Linked DNA regions of Homo sapiens: regions 1 and 3 are each linked to region 2. A link is a loop called in an ENCODE intact Hi-C map of the cell type or tissue named here. Cell type or tissue: GM12878. All regions are shown on one strand. Each heading gives the region's core, and the rest is flanking DNA. Links, peaks and the distances in the headings are about the cores only.

What was found. Peaks named below come from ENCODE experiments on the same cell type or tissue, not always from the same donor. Only the 100,000 strongest peaks of a DNase experiment are listed, where the experiment ranks them.
Region 1: it touches region 2 in a loop (8-fold over the local background); 4 of 110 quality-filtered maps call a loop at or near these places.
Region 3: a loop joins it to region 2, with 4 times the contacts of the local background. A loop is called at or near these places in 2 of 110 quality-filtered maps.

What each region holds. Positions count from the first base shown.
Region 1 is chr9:1,723,958-1,729,716 of GRCh38, reverse strand. All of the region lies in intron 2 of LOC105375951 (a long non-coding RNA gene), which reads right to left. Among named protein-coding and RNA genes, the nearest start is that of SMARCA2, 290 kb to the left of the region's middle. In GM12878, for the core only: a CTCF peak has its summit at 2,156 (motif pointing left); no DNase peak of the experiment used is centred there.
Region 2 is chr9:1,867,189-1,872,947 of GRCh38, reverse strand. The region is part of intron 2 of LOC105375951 (a long non-coding RNA gene); the gene reads right to left. Among named protein-coding and RNA genes, the nearest start is that of SMARCA2, 150 kb to the left of the region's middle. RefSeq lists an enhancer at 988-1,037. In GM12878, for the core only: a CTCF peak has its summit at 2,868 (motif pointing right); a DNase peak (open chromatin) is centred at 2,987; H3K27ac peaks cover 761 bases.
Region 3 is chr9:1,457,463-1,463,221 of GRCh38, reverse strand. The region is part of intron 3 of LOC102723803 (a long non-coding RNA gene); the gene reads right to left. Among named protein-coding and RNA genes, the nearest start is that of DMRT2, 410 kb to the right of the region's middle. In GM12878, for the core only: a CTCF peak has its summit at 2,889 (motif pointing left); a DNase peak (open chromatin) is centred at 2,851.

The DNA.
Region 1 (5,759 bases), core at 267-5,266, 140 kb after region 2:
TCCTGATCTCTGCCTTTGTCTTCATATGATGACCTCCCTGTGTGTATATCTTTGTGTCCAAATATCTCCTTTTCATAAGGACACCAGTCATATTAGATTACGACCCACCCTAATGACCTTATTTTAATTTAACTAGTTACGTCTGCAATGACTCTATTTCCAAATAAAGTTACATTCTAAGGATTTCAAAATACAAATGTTTGAAGGACACAATTCATAATGGAGCTGGACAAAGAGGCAGAAATATGGTAGCTAATAGGGCAGAAATTGGAGATACCAAGGTAAATCAGGAGGCAGGGCTTGGGCAGGGTCCCCAAGGTACTGGCATGCAGAGTTCTTGTTTGTTTTTTAAATGGACTTGTAGGGTGCACATGTGGAGAGAGGGCTGCTATGGTAAGGAGTCCATTCCAGGAGAGAGATGGATACAGTATTGGGTGTTAAAACAGAAGAGCTAATCTGGGCAGGTGAATGGGCAGGCTTTACACTTGTTTATACCACTTCATTTCTCCTTTTTCCTTTGACACCCCAAAGCTCTGACAATGAAAAAGCATAGTTATCTTCTCTTATTCAACCATCCCCAAGATCCTACATTTTAGAAGCTGCTTTTGGTAATGAAATTTACAATTATTTCAAACACTTTAGGAAACCATTTGCTTTTACTAGTCAGTGTGAAGGGGAGAGTAAATGATATTCAAACATTTATTGCCTACTACGTGAAGGGTATTTCTTTTGTTTTGTTTTGTTTTTCTTTCTTATTTAACCTCATTCAAGTTTCATATGACAGATACTTCTTTTCCTAAAATTTTGTAGTATTTCATCTCCTACATGTTTTAAAGGAAAATGCTTTGTCCTAATATTCTCTAGTATTGGTACATCAGCATGCCCTTTTAATCTTATCTTCAGAGTTTTTCTCAAATCAGCCCACTTTGTTCCAACTTCATTGCCATCGCCATAATAGAGGCCAGTGGTTCTCAGGGTGTGGCCTCCAGATCAGAGGCATCAGCACCACCTGGGAACTTGTTAGACACAAAGATTCTCTGCCCACCCCATGCGCCCATTGCACCTGCATATTCACAAGACCTACAGAATCAAAAACTCTAGGGGTGGGGTCTAGAAATCTGTGTTTTAAGAGCCCTCCAGGTGATTCTGATCAATATTATTTATCACCCGGTCTAATGTATTGGCCTCCTAACTGGTATCCATACTTATACGCTTGTCTGATCTCCATAGAGGAGCCAGAGTGACTCCCTCAAAATTTCAACAAAATCATCTCATCATTAAGATTTGTTTAAAATTTTAAAGCAAAGGCTTTCTACTGCACTTGCGATAGAAATAAATTCTCACCATAACTTACAAGCCCTCTTTCTCTTCCATCTTCCCCTTGCTCACCACACTCCTGGGATACTGGTATTGGAACTGATGGAACATGCTAAGTCAGCTTTGTTTGCTTCTGTACCCTGAACACCTGGTTCATAAGAGACATTTACTATTTACTGCATAAATCATTTAATTGGTAAAGATGTCCATATCTATCCTATCCACTGTGTTTATAATTTTGTTAAGTTCAAATTTGTTCTTTCTTAGGTATTATCTGTTTATATTCTAACAAGTCCTGTACTTCTCTGTTCTTGTCAGATGCCCCCTAATCTTTATCCTTTGGATTATTTTAATTAGCTATTAATAAAGTTTACAAAATATTAACAAAGTACATACTGGTACTATAAAACATGGGCTCATTTCCAGAAGCTCACATGCGAGTAGAGAAGCAGACATGCAAACACCTGTTTTAAAAAACGTACGTCAAATGCATAATGCAGTTTTGAACCATGAAGATAATATTTAAGCTGAGTCTGAAAGGAAAAGAAGAAACTCTCCAAGTAGGGAATTGCATGAGGATATTACTGGTAGAGGAACAGCATATGCAAAGACACTGAGCTATGAAGAAAACAAAGACGGCAAGTTCAGCATGGTTTGGTCTTAGGAAAGAGAAGCCACTCATGAGGCTGAGGACTGACAGTAGACCATATATATAGTAACAACCCTATAAGCATAAGGTGGGGGCAGAGTGTTGGATTTTACTCTGTAGATAATAAGAAGCAATCAGAGCTTTTGAATCCTGCAAGGGGGAGGGCCATATTTGAGTTTAGGGTCCCTCTGGTGGTAATGTGGTGGATGGACTAGAGAGGAAGGAGAGTGGCATGAAGCCCATTCAGGAGGCTGTAATTCCTGAACCTACTCTATTTCTTTCCTTTTTCACTTACGTGAAGGACACCCTGGGCCAGTCCTTTGTCACTTTATGCAAGGCGATGCACAACAGTGACTTCCTGTCTCCTTCAGGTGCTCTGCGTGCACTTCAGTCTTACTACTTTTGGAACCATGTGGGCTCTGTGTTAGCCAACATTTCCTTGAGCCCATTGTGCACCCTGTTACCCAGTGAATCTCCTCTGGAGTCACTTTCTCCCTGCCATCTTTCAACTTCCACATTTACAGTAGCCTCATTGACTACAGAATCACATATTCACTACTTCTGCTTTTCAAGACTCTAGTCAGCCTGTTTCTCCGTGCCTATTTCCTGGTATTAGTGAAACCCCAACCTTTTATACCTAGAAAGGACATTGATGAGTATCTATTTTGTAGATATGGAAATTAGTACTTAAGTAAATGAAAGACTTATCCAAAGTTACATACCAGGTTAGTATCAGAGGCAAAACTAGACTCTTTCTATCACAAATTCTTTCCTAAAGGATAATCTTCTAGATACGTGCACATGTGTGGTAAATAATGAAAATCATGATAGTGGTAACCTTGTAGCACTATGCATGGTGACTTATACTTTACAAAGTGATTATTATATTCATTGTTAATTATATTAAACTACATAACCTAAGTATCATAATCATTCCCTATTTACTGGCCAATACAGTCAATTTAGAGAGACTGAATGACTTCCTGAGATTTCTACAGTTTGTGCTGGCTGAGAAAATCCCCAAATCCAAGTAAACTCTGACTCCTAATCCTATGCCTTTTGAATCACACTCTGCAGCCTTGAGTGCATCCTGTGTTATAAATAAGCCTTCATATCTTCCCTTGAGCCCATGACTTTTTGGTATCCTGGGTTTTGTACACCTAAACACTAAGGGATAAGGATTTGTAAGTATCCATTTACTGGTTTACTCAGCACATTGACTTAAGTAGATGAGCAACATCTTGATTAAAAAGAATTGGAAATCAGAGGCTTTTGAATACGTAAGAATTTGATAAATTATAATGAGCCCGTAAAATAAGCAGAAGGGAATAAGAATGAGAAAAATAAAATTAAGATGGAATTCCAAAATATTAGGTAAGGGGAAGTTGCATAAATGCAGTGAAAATTGCAGAGAACATGACCAGAGCCCACAATGCAACCAAAACACAGCCACCATGAAAACCAAGGCACAATGATGCCTGTGTTTAAGCAGATCTAACAGAGATGCATGTACACCATTACCATCTCCCAAACCCAGGCAAGAGAAAGCATTCCTCAGAACTTCAACATGGCTTTATATTTGAAATTCATTATACCATTGAAAAGTGTGTTACTTCGCTGCACCAAAGTCTCTATTTTTGCTAATGACAAATGTACTAATAATAGCAACTGCTATTTGTTGACTGCTTACTGCAGAGGAGCAGGAACTGTGTAGTGTACTTTGCGCACATTAACTCACTGGTACCCGCAATTATTAGTAGTGTTCCCATTTCTTAGGTGAAGAAGTTGAAGCTCAGAGAGGGTAAGCAACTTAAGTTAATAGGTCACACAGTTGATAGGTGATAAGGTCAGGATTTGAACCTGGGACTGTCTGAATCTATAGCCTACACTTTTAGCAACTAAAACCTTTTTTGGGAAGTAGATTTGCATAGGAATTGTTATGCATTTTCCTTGTAAATCAACCCTCTTTCACAAGCATTCTCTCCAAAATGACAGCAGGTAAAGAACACAGTCTGATTCCCACCTACATTCAACAAATAACTGTGTGTAAAAGTAGGCGGCCTTAAAGTAAAGGTGTTATGTTGTGATTTTTTTTTTTTTTTTTTTTTGAGATGGAGTCCTGCTTCTTCACCTAGGCTGGAATGCAATGGCACAATCTCAGCTCACTGCAACCTCTACTTCCCGGTTCAAGCAATTCTCCTGCCTCAGCCTCCTCAGTAGCTGGGATTACAGGCACGTGCCACCATGCCCAGCTAATTTTTGTATTTTTAGTTCATGGCCATGTTGGCCAGGCTGGTCTCAAACTCCTGACCTCAAGTGATCTGCCCGCCTCAACCTCCCAAAGTGTTGGGATTACAGGCGTGAGCCACTGTGCTCAGCCGTGATTTTTTTGTATTATTGTTGTGTATATTTGCTTAAATTACTGTTTTTGTGTGCATATTTTGTGTAGCAAAATTATCATCAGGGTGATGTATTTTATAATAAATATTAACATTATATTAAAATCTAAACTTGATTTCTAAAATTATACAAGTAGATGTATTTGTTTTTCATCATGTCTCACAATAGTGCCAGAATTTGGGGTGCATATTTAGCTTGACCCATGCATGTGGTCTGGCATCATTTCCTATTATTGAGGATGCTTGCTTTGTGAAATAAATGAATGTCACAGGGAAAATGAGAATGATGACATGGGTTATTGATTTCTAAAAGTATCTAAGATGATTTGCAATAAATCATGAATTATATTTTATTCTTCCATTTTAATATTTTAATCATAACTCTTTAATCGTAAGGTGGTACATCTTGCCCAACAATTCCATAACCTTAATTCATTAGAGTGCCCTTCAAGATAGCAGTCAGACAAAATAGTAATTCCCCTCTTAGGAATTGGACCGACTAAAGCACTTATGAATTCGCTAAGAAAACGGAGAAGATTTCAGAAAGCAGCTTTCTATAATTAGTAAATCCCACCACTGAGACCAGTGCCAGCAACCCCATGATCCAGTTCAGAAGTCAGCAAACTGTGGCCCCTGGGCCAAATGGCCCACCACCTGTTTTTGTATATCTTGCAAGCCAATGATGGTATTTACATTTTTAAATGTTTTTTTAAAAATCTGAAGAAGAGGAGTATTGTGTGATGTGTGGAAATTGTATGAAATTCAAGTTTCAGCGCCCATAAAGAAAGTTTTCTTGGAATACAGCACACCCACTTGTTTCCATATTGTTGATGGCTGTTTTTGTGTTACGGCAGCGTAGCTGAGCAGTTTCCACAGAGACTATATGGCCCACGAACTTTAAAATATTCACTATGTGCTCCTTTACAGAAAAAGTTTGCTGGCCCCTGATCAGGAACATTACCCTCACTTCTTCAAAGGGATGTTGGGCACAGAAAAATACATACCCATGCACAGACACTGTTCTCATTCGAAAACCATCATCATTCATTCTCAAATACTTACTGAGCATGTAGTATGAGCCAATCTCTGGGGAAGGCATGTGAGATAAAGGGCTGAGTAACACATAGTCCCTTTGCTTAAGGAGTTTGCTATCTAGAAGATTAAAACATACACAGAAAATGCAAAGGCTGTAAGCTCAGGGCAAACAGAGGTATCAGGGGCGATGTTGTGCTTATAACAGGATCTGGTTAAGAGTCCTAGTGGGATAAAACTTTGACATAATTGTGCAAAAGGAATAACAGGTGTCTCGTTGATTATCACTTCTGTGTAGCCTGAGGGACAGTTATTGAGGAAGTACCCATTTGAGTATTCCATGTTCTTTGAATGACAAAGCT
Region 2 (5,759 bases), core at 275-5,274:
ATTAGGGGTGTGCTGCCCCTGCTACCTGCCTGAGTCTTGTAGGACTACTCTCTGTGGTCCCGTGAAAATGAGCCTTGTCCGCATGAACTTCCACTACCATCTCTCCATCCTGCAACTTAACATGTGAGTGCAAGACAAAGGAGGAGGGTGGTGAGCAGAGACTGGAGGTGACACAGCTGTGGCAGGGCTTACTCTGAAGGATTCTAAAGTACTGCATACACCTATGCAGGATTCATTTCACCCTGGAAATATAGCCCTGAAATAGAGCATGAGCATCAGAGAGAGGAAGTCAGTTGCCACCTTGCAGGATCACAGCAAGCGAAAGAGGAGGAGAAGAAGAAAATGTACATCTGAAGCATTAGAGAAATGCCTCCTCTCATTAAAATGTGCCTAGGTTCAGCAGATCAGACCCAGGTCTATTAAACATCCAGGGAAAGTATTCCTCGCCATCAACTAAATAAAACTCATTTCATTTCCTTGAGAAGGTAGGAGCTGAAGTCACTTCCAGTTAATAAAAAACTTAAGGTGGGCAAAATAAAATAATCTCACCTTGACTCAGGAGGATATCTTTAAACAGTAACAGCAAATCCAACTCTTTCCCCCTTTCTTTGCCTTTTCCAAGAATAGACTGCAAAACCCAGCCATGTTTGAAAAGAATATGCATCTGCAGCTCTCACTGCAGTCTATAAAGCTCCTGACATTTTCTCCAGGTCAGAGACACTGCATGCAAATACCTGTCTATCTATTCACATTCTGCCACTCAGGCAGTGAGGCAAAAAATCTGGACTCAATCCCTGCCTTGGGATAATTGCTTAGCAAACAGGATGCACATAATCCATTTTCATTATTAATACTCCAGTTAGGAGCCAGGCTCTATGTTTGGTTTCTCATAACGAGAGCTGCCTTACAATGGAGGTGATGCAATCTACCATTCAGCTCACAGCATCGAGAGGAGGCAAAGAAACGCCTCCTGTGGCAGATTTAGATTCCAGGCATTTCTGCTCCCCATAAAGCAGTAGGCTAGATGGGCCCACTATTGAAGAGCAGGACGTGCTGATTTTCCTGCCTGGGTGATTCTGTAAAAATGTCTTGCCTTCTCATTTGTTTATTGTATATTATATGTTCTTCATCTGGGTCCGATAGCTCCTTCGAAGGCATCTGCCCCATACGATTGCACACCCAGGGAGTGAAACTGCTGGCATGAAGTACAACAGAGTTTGAAAGTGATTGTCAAGCAGGGCTAATTCAGATGTAACCAGCACAACCCTCATGGCTGGCTCAACCACACAGCGGAAACCTGGTTAGTTTTTAAAGGTTATTTTTTTTTTTTTAAATGCTTGAACTAGAGATGTTTCCTGAAGAGAGTTAAAGGACTTCTTGGTGAAATCTGTTCTCCTTCTCCTGCAGCATTCATTCCATCTCAGTGGAAGGTGATTTGCTATTAAAAGTAAAGATAATCCATTATCACCCTGAGTCTTGAACTGCCAGGGGGAAGCCTGTAGCTGACTGGGAGGAAAGGCTGATAACTTGCATTTAAAGAAAAAAAAATATCAATTGCCAGTTGGTGTCTTGCCATCAGTGAGAAATACGGCATAAATTTGTCCACAGTCAGAGGGACTGAGTCCCTTGGAGAATTTGCAGTGGGATTTGAAGCCTTCCTATTTACCTCTAGGTGATTAGTTAGAGCCCAGTTTGGATCTGCAGTGACTGAGATGGTTATTTTTATCAAGCTCTTTGGTGACAGGTGTCTGTATTACAAGAAACAAATTGGCACTAATTGGGCACTCCCATTGGCATCTTGGCAGCAGAGAGCAACCACGGCTTGATTTAGGGAAACTGCACATTTACAGGCAGGGGACACCTGTGCTGGACATACCCAGTCTGTTTTGTTGCTGCTGTTTATTTGTTTTTGTTTGTTTCAAGAATTTGAGATATGCTAATTTTAAGTGTGGCAGTTGTCACCAGCATTCTCTCCTACCCCATCACACAAACACATATCCATGAGAGAATTCTTCAAAATAGCGTGCTGATCAAAGGCCTGTCAATCTGTTTATCTGGGATCATCAATGAGAGGCACTGGCCAGTGACTCCACAAGGATCAAGACAAAAGTTCTCAGGGTCAAGGTCATTGTGTTTTTTGTTCACCAGTGTATCTGGCATCCACTTTGGCATGTTGCAGATGCTGAATAATTGTTAAATGAAGACATATTTGTTTAATTAATAGATGAATGCTCCCTCTTTCTCTTTTCTCTCTCTCTCTCAATGTGTTACAACTGCCCATGAATGGCAATTCTTTCCAGTTGAATCCTAGATATTCGAAGTTGTACTGAACCTTAGCAATGGTCTGAAGAAACTACCATCATTGTTCAGATGAGAAACATTAGGGGCTTGGCGAGATGCGTGACTGAGCTGACAGCAGGATCTGTTTTCTGAGCCCTGGTGTGTTGCCATCTCAATGCTTCTTCTGAGAAAGAGATTTCAGAACACAGAACATCGCTGTGAATGAACAGCACAATGGCTCATGAATAGAGAAACCTGATTTCTATATTGGGATCCTCTCCTGATTATGTGGCCTCAAGAAAATCACTTCACATTATTGTGTTTCTGTGGTTTATGGTCTATTTGGGGAGATAGACAAGTAACCAGGCAATCACAATAAAGAATGCAACATTGGAATAATAAAGGAACAACTTGGAAGACACAAGCCAAAAAATACTAGCACAATATGGGGGCAGATTACTTTTCAGCTCTAAATAACTAGTACGTTGGACTAGAACATGTAAGGCTCACAAGAGGTGGCCCTTGATTTATTAAGTCTTAAGGGCCCATGCGGCGATTTCAGAAGTGACTCGCCCAGCATACTGTAGTGATCCACCAGGGGGGAGTAGAGGTCAATTTGTTCTGTACCAGAGGAGGTGAAGTGATTTGTGTTTTGTAATTAAGGGGAGGTAGGAGAGAGGAAGCAAGACTTAGGCTAATGCAAATTCAAGGTGTCCTATTCTTACAGCATCTTCCATACCAGTGGCACCTACGTAGAATGACTCAAGTTTTGAGCTCTCACTGTGAACCGGAAGCAACTCCTTGCAATTTCACACCATTGTGGTAGTTTTCCAGAAATATAAGTCTAGGGAGAAAGGATGATACAGGATGGCTTCTTGGCTACAGAAAAATTAAATGTCCATTTATCCATAGCAAGGAACACATAAATAGATGGTTTTCTTTAGCTATTCAGAAACTGGACCATTCAGACTTTTGCTGCAGCAACTAGCCCAACTGATGAAGTTGGTTTCCGTTATCTTTTTCTAATGCAGATGTTTATAAACTTTCAAAAAATGGACAGAATGAAAAAAGATGTAGTTTAATCAGACAAATGTATAATAATTTCTTTATTTTTATTTTATTTTTTGAGACAGAGTCTTACTCTGTTGCCCAGGCTGGAGTCCAGTGGCACAATCTCGGCTCACTGTAACTTCCGCCTCCCAGGTTCAAGCAATTCTCCTGCCTCAGCCTCCTGAGTGAGTAGCTGGGGTTACAGGTATGTGCTACCATCCGCCGGGCTAATTTTTTGTATTTTTAGTAGAAATGGGTTTTTACCATTTTGGCCAGGCTGGTCTTGACCTCCTGACATCACATGATCTGCTCACCTCGGCCTCCCAAAGTACTGGGATTACAGGTTTCTGTCACCATGCCCAGCCTAATAATTGCTTCATAGTAGTCTTTTTTTAAAAAACTTGACATCATAATTATATGTATTTATGGCATACTGAGTGATATTTCAATACATATATACAATGTATAATGATCAAATCAGAACAATTAGCATATGCATCACCTCAAACATTTATCATTTTTTTCTGTTGGGAACATTCAAAATCCTCTATTCTAGCTATATGTAAATATATAATAAATCGTTGTTAACTATAGTCACCCTACAGTACTATGGAGCACTAGAACTTATTCCTCCTATCTAGCTGCAATTTTGTATTCATTAACCAACCACTTCTTACCCTCTTCTCCTCCCTCCTCTTTCCAGCCCCTAATAATCACAATTATACTCTCTACTTCTATGAGCTCAACTTTTTTAGCTACCACATATGAGTGAGAAAATGTAGTATTTATCTTTCTGTGCCTGATTTACTACACTTAACATAATGCCCTACAGACTCATTCATGTTGCCTCAAATGACAGGATTTTATTCTTTTTTAATGGCTGAATAGTATTCCACTGTGTGTACAGACCACGTTTTACTTAACCATTCATCTGTTTTTGGACACCTAGGTTGATTACATAGCTTGGCTACTGTGACTAGTGCTTCAATAAATATCAAGGGGGACAGATAGCTCTTTGATATGTCAATTTCCTTTTCTTTGGCTAAGTACCTAGTAGTGGGATTGCTGGATCATATGATAGTTCTATCTTTAGTTTTTTTCAGGAACCTCCATACTATTGACCAAAATAGCTGTACTAATTTGTATTGACACCAACAATGTGTAAGAGTTCTCCTTTCTCTGCATCCTTGCCAGAATTTGTTATTTTTTTGTCTTTTTAAATAATAGCCTTTCTAACTGGGTTGAGATGGTATCTCGTTGTGGTTTTGATTCACATTTCCCTGATTAGTGATGTTGAGCATTTTTAATATACTTTTTGGCCATTTGAGAGATATTTTCACCTGAGAAATATTTATTCAGATTCTTTGCCCATTTTAAACCAGATTATTTTTCTTGCTATTGAATTGTTTGAGTTCCTTTAATATTCTGGATATTAATCCCTCATCAGGTTAATAGCTTACAAATATTTTCTCCCATTCTACAGGTTGTCTCTCAGTGTGTTAATTGTTTCCTTTGTTGTGCTTAAGGTTTTTTAGTCTGAAATAATCCAATTTGTCTATTTTTGCTTTTTTGCCTGTGTTTTTGAAGTTGTACCTATAAAATCTTTGCCCAATGTCATGAAGCATTTCTCTCATATTTTCTTCCAGTAGTTTTATTGTTTTAAGCCTTACATTTAAGTCTTAAATCCATTTTTAGTTAATTTCTGTTATGGCGATAAATAAGGGTATAGTCTCACTCTTTTGCATGTGGATATCCAGTTTTCTCAGCACCATTTATTGAAAAGCCTGCCATTCCCCAGTGTGTGTTCACGGTGCCTTTATCAATCAGTTGGCTATAAATGTATAAATTTCTTTCTGGCTTTTCTATTCTGTTCCATCAGTCTATGTGTCTGTTTTCATGCCAGTACCATGTGTTTTGGTTATTTTAGCTTTGTAGAATATTTTGAAATCTAGTATTTCTGGTATAATACTTCCGACTTTTTCTTTATGCTCAGGATTGGCTATTTGGAGTCTTTTGTGGTTCAATATGAATTTCAGGATTGTTTTTCCTATTTCTGTGAAGAATGTCATTGGTATTTTGAAAGAGATCGCATTAAATCTGTAGATTACTTTGGGCAGTACGGTCATTTCATAATATCAGTTCTTCCTATTAATGAACATGAGATTTTTATTTTGTTGTAGTTATTGCTTTCTTTGTTCCATTTTCAGCTAGTTATTGGTATATAAAAATGCTACTGATTTTTGTATTTTGAAATTTTACTGAATTCCTCTTTCAGTTCTAAGAGTGTTTTGGTGAGGTCTTTAGGTTTTTCTATATATAAGATTATGTCATCTACAAAGAGGTACAGTTTGACCTACTCTTTTCCAATGTGAATGCCCTTTCTTTCTCTTGCTTAATTTCTCTGGCTAGGACATCCAGTACTATGTTGA
Region 3 (5,759 bases), core at 267-5,266, 410 kb after region 2:
AGGATTGATCCACGGAAGGAAAGAACAAAGGGAGGGAGAGAAGAAGGAAAGGAGGAAGGAAGGAGGGGGAAAGGGAGGGAGATAGGGAGGGAAGGAGAAGAGGCATGAAGGGAAGAAGGCCAAAAGGAGGGAATAAATCACTGTTTTTCATGTTACACCCCTCTGCCTCCTTTTCCCTGTGTAATTTGCTAGCTGTGTGACCTTGGATGAATTGTGTCAACTCTCTGAGCTTCAGTTCTATGATCAATATAATAAGGAAAGTGTTGTCCCTCCCAACCACACAAGATTTATGGGAGGATTAAATGAACTAATGTAGGTAAACATGCTTTGTGAGCAATGCTGAGTTGGATAAATAAAGGGAAGCTTAGTGTCACAAGTGTTTCCCATTTTTTACAGCTCATAAAAATACGTGCCACAGTTCATTCAAACGTCAGCTCTCAGCACCTCAAGATTTGTCATTCATTTATTTGACACATTTACTGAACTCCTCTGGTGTTCCAAGGACAGTAGCTGGCACTGGGTAGGCCTAGTTGAATAAGAGTCAGCCCTACCTTGGAAAGTTCACGGTCCTAGGGAGGAGAGATACTTAATCATGGATAAATACAATATGGTGCAAGGCATAACACAGTGGAAGGCCATCTGTGCTTTTCAGGATAATTCACTCTGCCCCTGGGGTTATTGGGGAGGCTTCACAGAGGAAAAAAAGGCTTACATGGGGTCCTGAGGGATGAGTAGGAGTTTGTACCTTCTTGTCCCCGTCAGTTGACCTGAGTTACTGCCCAGCTGTCAGCTGTTAGGCCCCACTGAGCACCAGCTCCAGGGTTTCCTATGATTTAGGTGGGTCATCTGAGGACAACATGATTCTAGGTAGTGTCCAAATGCCTCATTTCTTAACATTTACATTGTCCAGAAATTATTGTCCATCCACTCCCACTCCAGTCCAAGAAGACTGTCTCTTCACACCAAAGTGCCTGCTAATTAAAGACAGGAGATTTTCCCTTGCTGATTCTGGGAAGCCCACTTTTATTTCCTGATCTGAAAAACTTTAGGGGAAAAATCTACTCCCCCTTTGGAAAGATCTACAGACACACACTGTTCTTGCAAAGATGAGGCTGCTTGTACTCCCGCTCAGTATAATAATTGTTAGACAAACATCTGCGCTTTCCATTCCCATTATTGTGGTTTGTGTGAATTGCAGACACCAAGTTGCTGACCTCCCAGCCTGCCACAGAAGCCTGACATTTATCTCCCTGGTGCCACTCTAATTTGCAAAGGAAATGGCAGAAATGCAACCAAGAGAAAGAATGCATGAGAATGCATGAGGTGACCTTGGTAGAAAGACGTGCACCCTACCAAATTGAACTTTGAACTTCATTAAATGCACGTTTTATTTTAGTTGGTAAATGCACAAATAATGGGCTGCTGGTGAGACAACGGCATTGAGTAGCAGCAAGAACATGAGCTCTGAAATTAAACAGGCCTGGATTCAAATTCACACTACTTCACTTTCAAGCTGTGAAGTCTTGTTACTAAACTCAGAGTTTCTATTTTTCTCTTGGAAACTGAAATAAAATGAATGTGTTGTCTCTTATGATGTCAAGGGCCCCTCAAATTCTAATAATCCAAGATTATATTAATTGTGCTAATGTAAGCAGCAAATATTTAACAATCGTTCAAATAATTTCTGAGTCTTCCCTGTATTTCAGGCCCCATGCTGAAAGCTGGGGCAAACAGAATAAGAAAGAAAACCTTGCTCCTGTCCTCAAATAGATGATGACCAGCATGGGCCTTTAATTGAGGTAATGAGCACACAAAGGCTAAGAGACAACAAGTGTCTTAGTAGCAAGTGCCAGGAGGCTGGTCGGAGAAGGAGGGAGGAGAGAGTCACACCTTGAGAAAGGAGTAAAAATAAAATGGTTAGAGAGAAGAGAGAAAGGGCAGCTCAGGCATGGCGGGGGGCAGGGACGGGGGCACAGAGGAGCAACAATTCTATCTCGAACGTGTGTGCTGGGGGCTTTGTGTTAGAAAACTGAGACACACAGTCTGATACATTTTTGTGCCATTTCTGGACACAAGAAGCAGACTGTAAGGTATCAGTTGGTTTTCTATAACTTCCTGATTGACAGATCCAATAGCCACTACTTAAATCCCTTTGCCCTTTGACTTCCATAAAGCACTTTAACATCCCTAAGCAACCTACTTTGTGGAATTCAGACCTCTTGGTCCACCGAGAGTCAGGTGGCCTCCTGAGCCACTCGCCTCTTCCTCTCAGTCTTTTCTGCTTCCTCCCCTTCCTCTGCCTAGCCTGGACTGTACAAGGTTCCCATGAGGTCTGTTCTAGTTCTGTTATCTTTCTCCTTCTACCTATCTTTCCCTAGAAAGCTCTTCCACTCTCACCACTTCAACTTCTACCTCAAGGCCAATGACCCCTGAATGAATACATCTACTGCAGGCCAGCTCCCTCGAGCCTCAGATCCCTATGGATGGGATATCTCTACCTGGTGTCCCATATGCTCCTCACGCCTAGAGTGCCCAAAGCTAAATATGACCCCAACCCCCCGCCTGCTTTTCTTCCTGTGTTCCTTCCAGTGTTTCCCCATGCTCTGTGTCCACACCAAGCTGAAGCACAAAGCATAGGCTCCTTCTGCTGCCTTCAAGGCATGTTATCCAAGAGAATACCCTGATAAGGAAAATACCCTAAAAAGCTTTATCCTCTTATTAGGTTTTTTGTTTGTTTGTTTCTGCTGTCTGCAGCATTCAAGGGGCCCCAAAATACATCCACGCCTCACTCCTTTCTGCCTCAAACCCTCACTCGTCCATTTCTACTGGTCTCTGAACCAGTAGAATGTTTGCAAATTAAACAAAGCATTTCACCGGGTGTGCAAGAGGACCCCCTAGTGGTAAAGAGGATCACAGCCTACTTTCCATTTCTCTCCTTCCCATCATACCTGGGAGTCTCCACCTTTCTGAGTCTCATTCTGTGCACATTTAAATTGCAGACAGTCCTCAAATATCTGTGGAGTTAATGAGAAAGCGTAAAGTGAATTTGAAAACTGCAATTTTTAAGTATGCATATAAGAGAACTTGTAGAAAAAGCACTTTTAAGAAGCAGGTCAACTGGGAAATTGCCTTGTTACTATAAGGTGCACTAAATCATCACTGGCTAAATAGTGCACTAGATAGAAAAATGTAGATTTATCAGAGCACCTCTCGGGAAAAGTACTGTGTGTGGTTGGGCGCTTTTATAACCTCGTTGGAGAGAAAGAGTAAGACCCTTCAAGGGACGTGTCGTAGCGACCACAAATGGTCACTATCACCACCTTCTTTAAATCTATGTTAGGAGTGAAGAGTGACACTAGCATGTTCTGTTTTCTGGGTTCTAGTAAGGTGCTATGGCAGGATAGTATTATTTAATTAAATTAAATGTATTATAAAATACATTATCTTATTGAATGTATGTGCTTGCGTTATGCTGTTTTAAAAGGCCTGGATAGGAGGGGTTGGGCTAGCTTATGATATGCTCTTTGGAGTTGGTCATTATGCAAAGCGTGGCCAACAATGATATTGTATAAAATTTCTTTTTGTTGTGCTAGTTTCAGGCCTCCCAGAGGTCTGCTGTTTCTTAACCAGGCTCTTTAAGAGGGAAATTTATAGGTGATGTGATGGGATTAAAGGTATTCTTCCTCCCCCATCACCCATAGTTTCAACCTGCTTCTTCCATAGCACTTCACAATATCTATATAAGCTTGGATAATTGTTTGTTTGAATTCAGTAAACGCTTCACACATGTTAATGGGATTTTTCCAACAGTCTGAGCCCCACCATGAAATCTGATTTCTTCTCCCCACCCTAACCCAGCCCCATTGTAAGCAGCCCATGAAATGCTTACCACATCCCTATATATGCATGGACCTTCAATTGTAGCTTGAGCACACTCATGCTTCTAGGCCCTCCAACAGGTGTATAATTGTTATGCTGTACAATGTCATCCAAGGAATTTCTCAACTTATTTATGCAAATTCTATATGCCACAACTACTCTGTTTTTGACAAAATTTATACCCCAAAATAGTCCAAAACATTGTGTAGGCTACATCTCTAAAAACAATAATATTAAGTATGTTACAGCTGATTTTTTAATTTTAAATTTCCACATCAAAATGCCAAAGAATAGATAGATAGATAGACAGATATAGATATATATACATATAGATAGATATAGATATAGATATATAGATATATCTGTTCTCCTCTCCCTATCTCAAAAATCAAGTAAAACCCTGTATAGTTTTAAGGAAGAGGATTGGAAGGTCATTGCTTATGCTATATGTGTTGAACCCACTAAGTTCAATTATATAACAGGTTCATTAAGTATTCTCTTTGGCATACTTTTGCCTCTCTGGACAGTGAATTTATGAGCTGTGTGAGGTCTCACCCATATGCTCTGCCTTAATCTTAAATTCCAACCCAATTTATGACTCATCACCTCAAGTGGGAATATGAACAATGACATCTGCTGCAACACTGAGTAATTTTTCCTCATGACTCAGCCACCAAGTGGTCATAAATGTGTCATTAAGAACCACTCAAATATGGTTGCACTAAGTTGTCTTGTGTAAATACCCCACATTTTAATCTGAAACTAATAGCAATCATAATCTAAGATAGGGAGCACTTTCCCATGTTATCAAAGAGTTGATCTACCCCAGTTTCTGTCAGCAGTTACCACATAGGATCATGGTATTATAAAATCAGCTAAAACGATTCCATTGAGCCCAATCCCTCAGCTTCCAACTGAAAAGTACGGCTAAGTTTTGTTAGAATTTATTCCTATTGCATTCTTTCACTGTATATTTAACAAGTATTTATTGAGTTCATATAGTTTATGGGAAAGAAATTAAAATGCTCATCTGGAGATCTGAGTTCTGGTCGTAATAGCTAATAACAAGTTATATGAGCTTGATCAATCACTTAATCTATTTGGAACCATTTTCTCCTTTATCAAATGACTGGTTGTACCTCACAGGGTCATTGTAAATTTCAAATAAGACAAAAGGATTTTAAACTATCATTAGTATATTACTTAAGTAATTGTTATTCTCATATTGTTATCTTGACAGTCTCAAGTTATTGGCAGCTTAGCCATTACCAATAACACAGGTACAGATTACATCTTTTATTTCTGTGAGTTATCCCATTGGCCATAACAATCTATACAATAAACTTGCTTAAATGAGTCTTTTGAGTTGAATTACTGCTCTAGAATTTTATATTAAATCTAATTATACGTACTATAGTGAATTACATAGAAAGTGCTATTTCTTATTTTGACTGATATTCATCAATATAAAAATCTTAAATTGATTGATGGTTTTGTTCTGATGTACACTCTTCAGTTCCTGAGAGTGAGCAATTGATCTGATACATGAAGGTTAATATCACATTAAGAGACTTGGATAAAATGATACCAGATATAATGCTTCCAGGTTTCTTTTAATGTTCATAGTTATCACTGTGCCCTGTGTCGGTGCCTCAGGTAGTCTGGTTTTTATGCTCATACTTTGTTTCACTTCCCTATAAGCCAGATAATGTTAGCACAAATAGAATGAGGTGCAGGAGTAGCTATTGGAATAGATAGTACCTATATTACAAATGATCCATGATGGTAATACAGGATGTCAGAAAGAAAAATAATCAGAAATAGAGGAACGTTAAAGCCATTATTAAGGAGTAGCTGAAATGAGAAAGGTATAACCTACA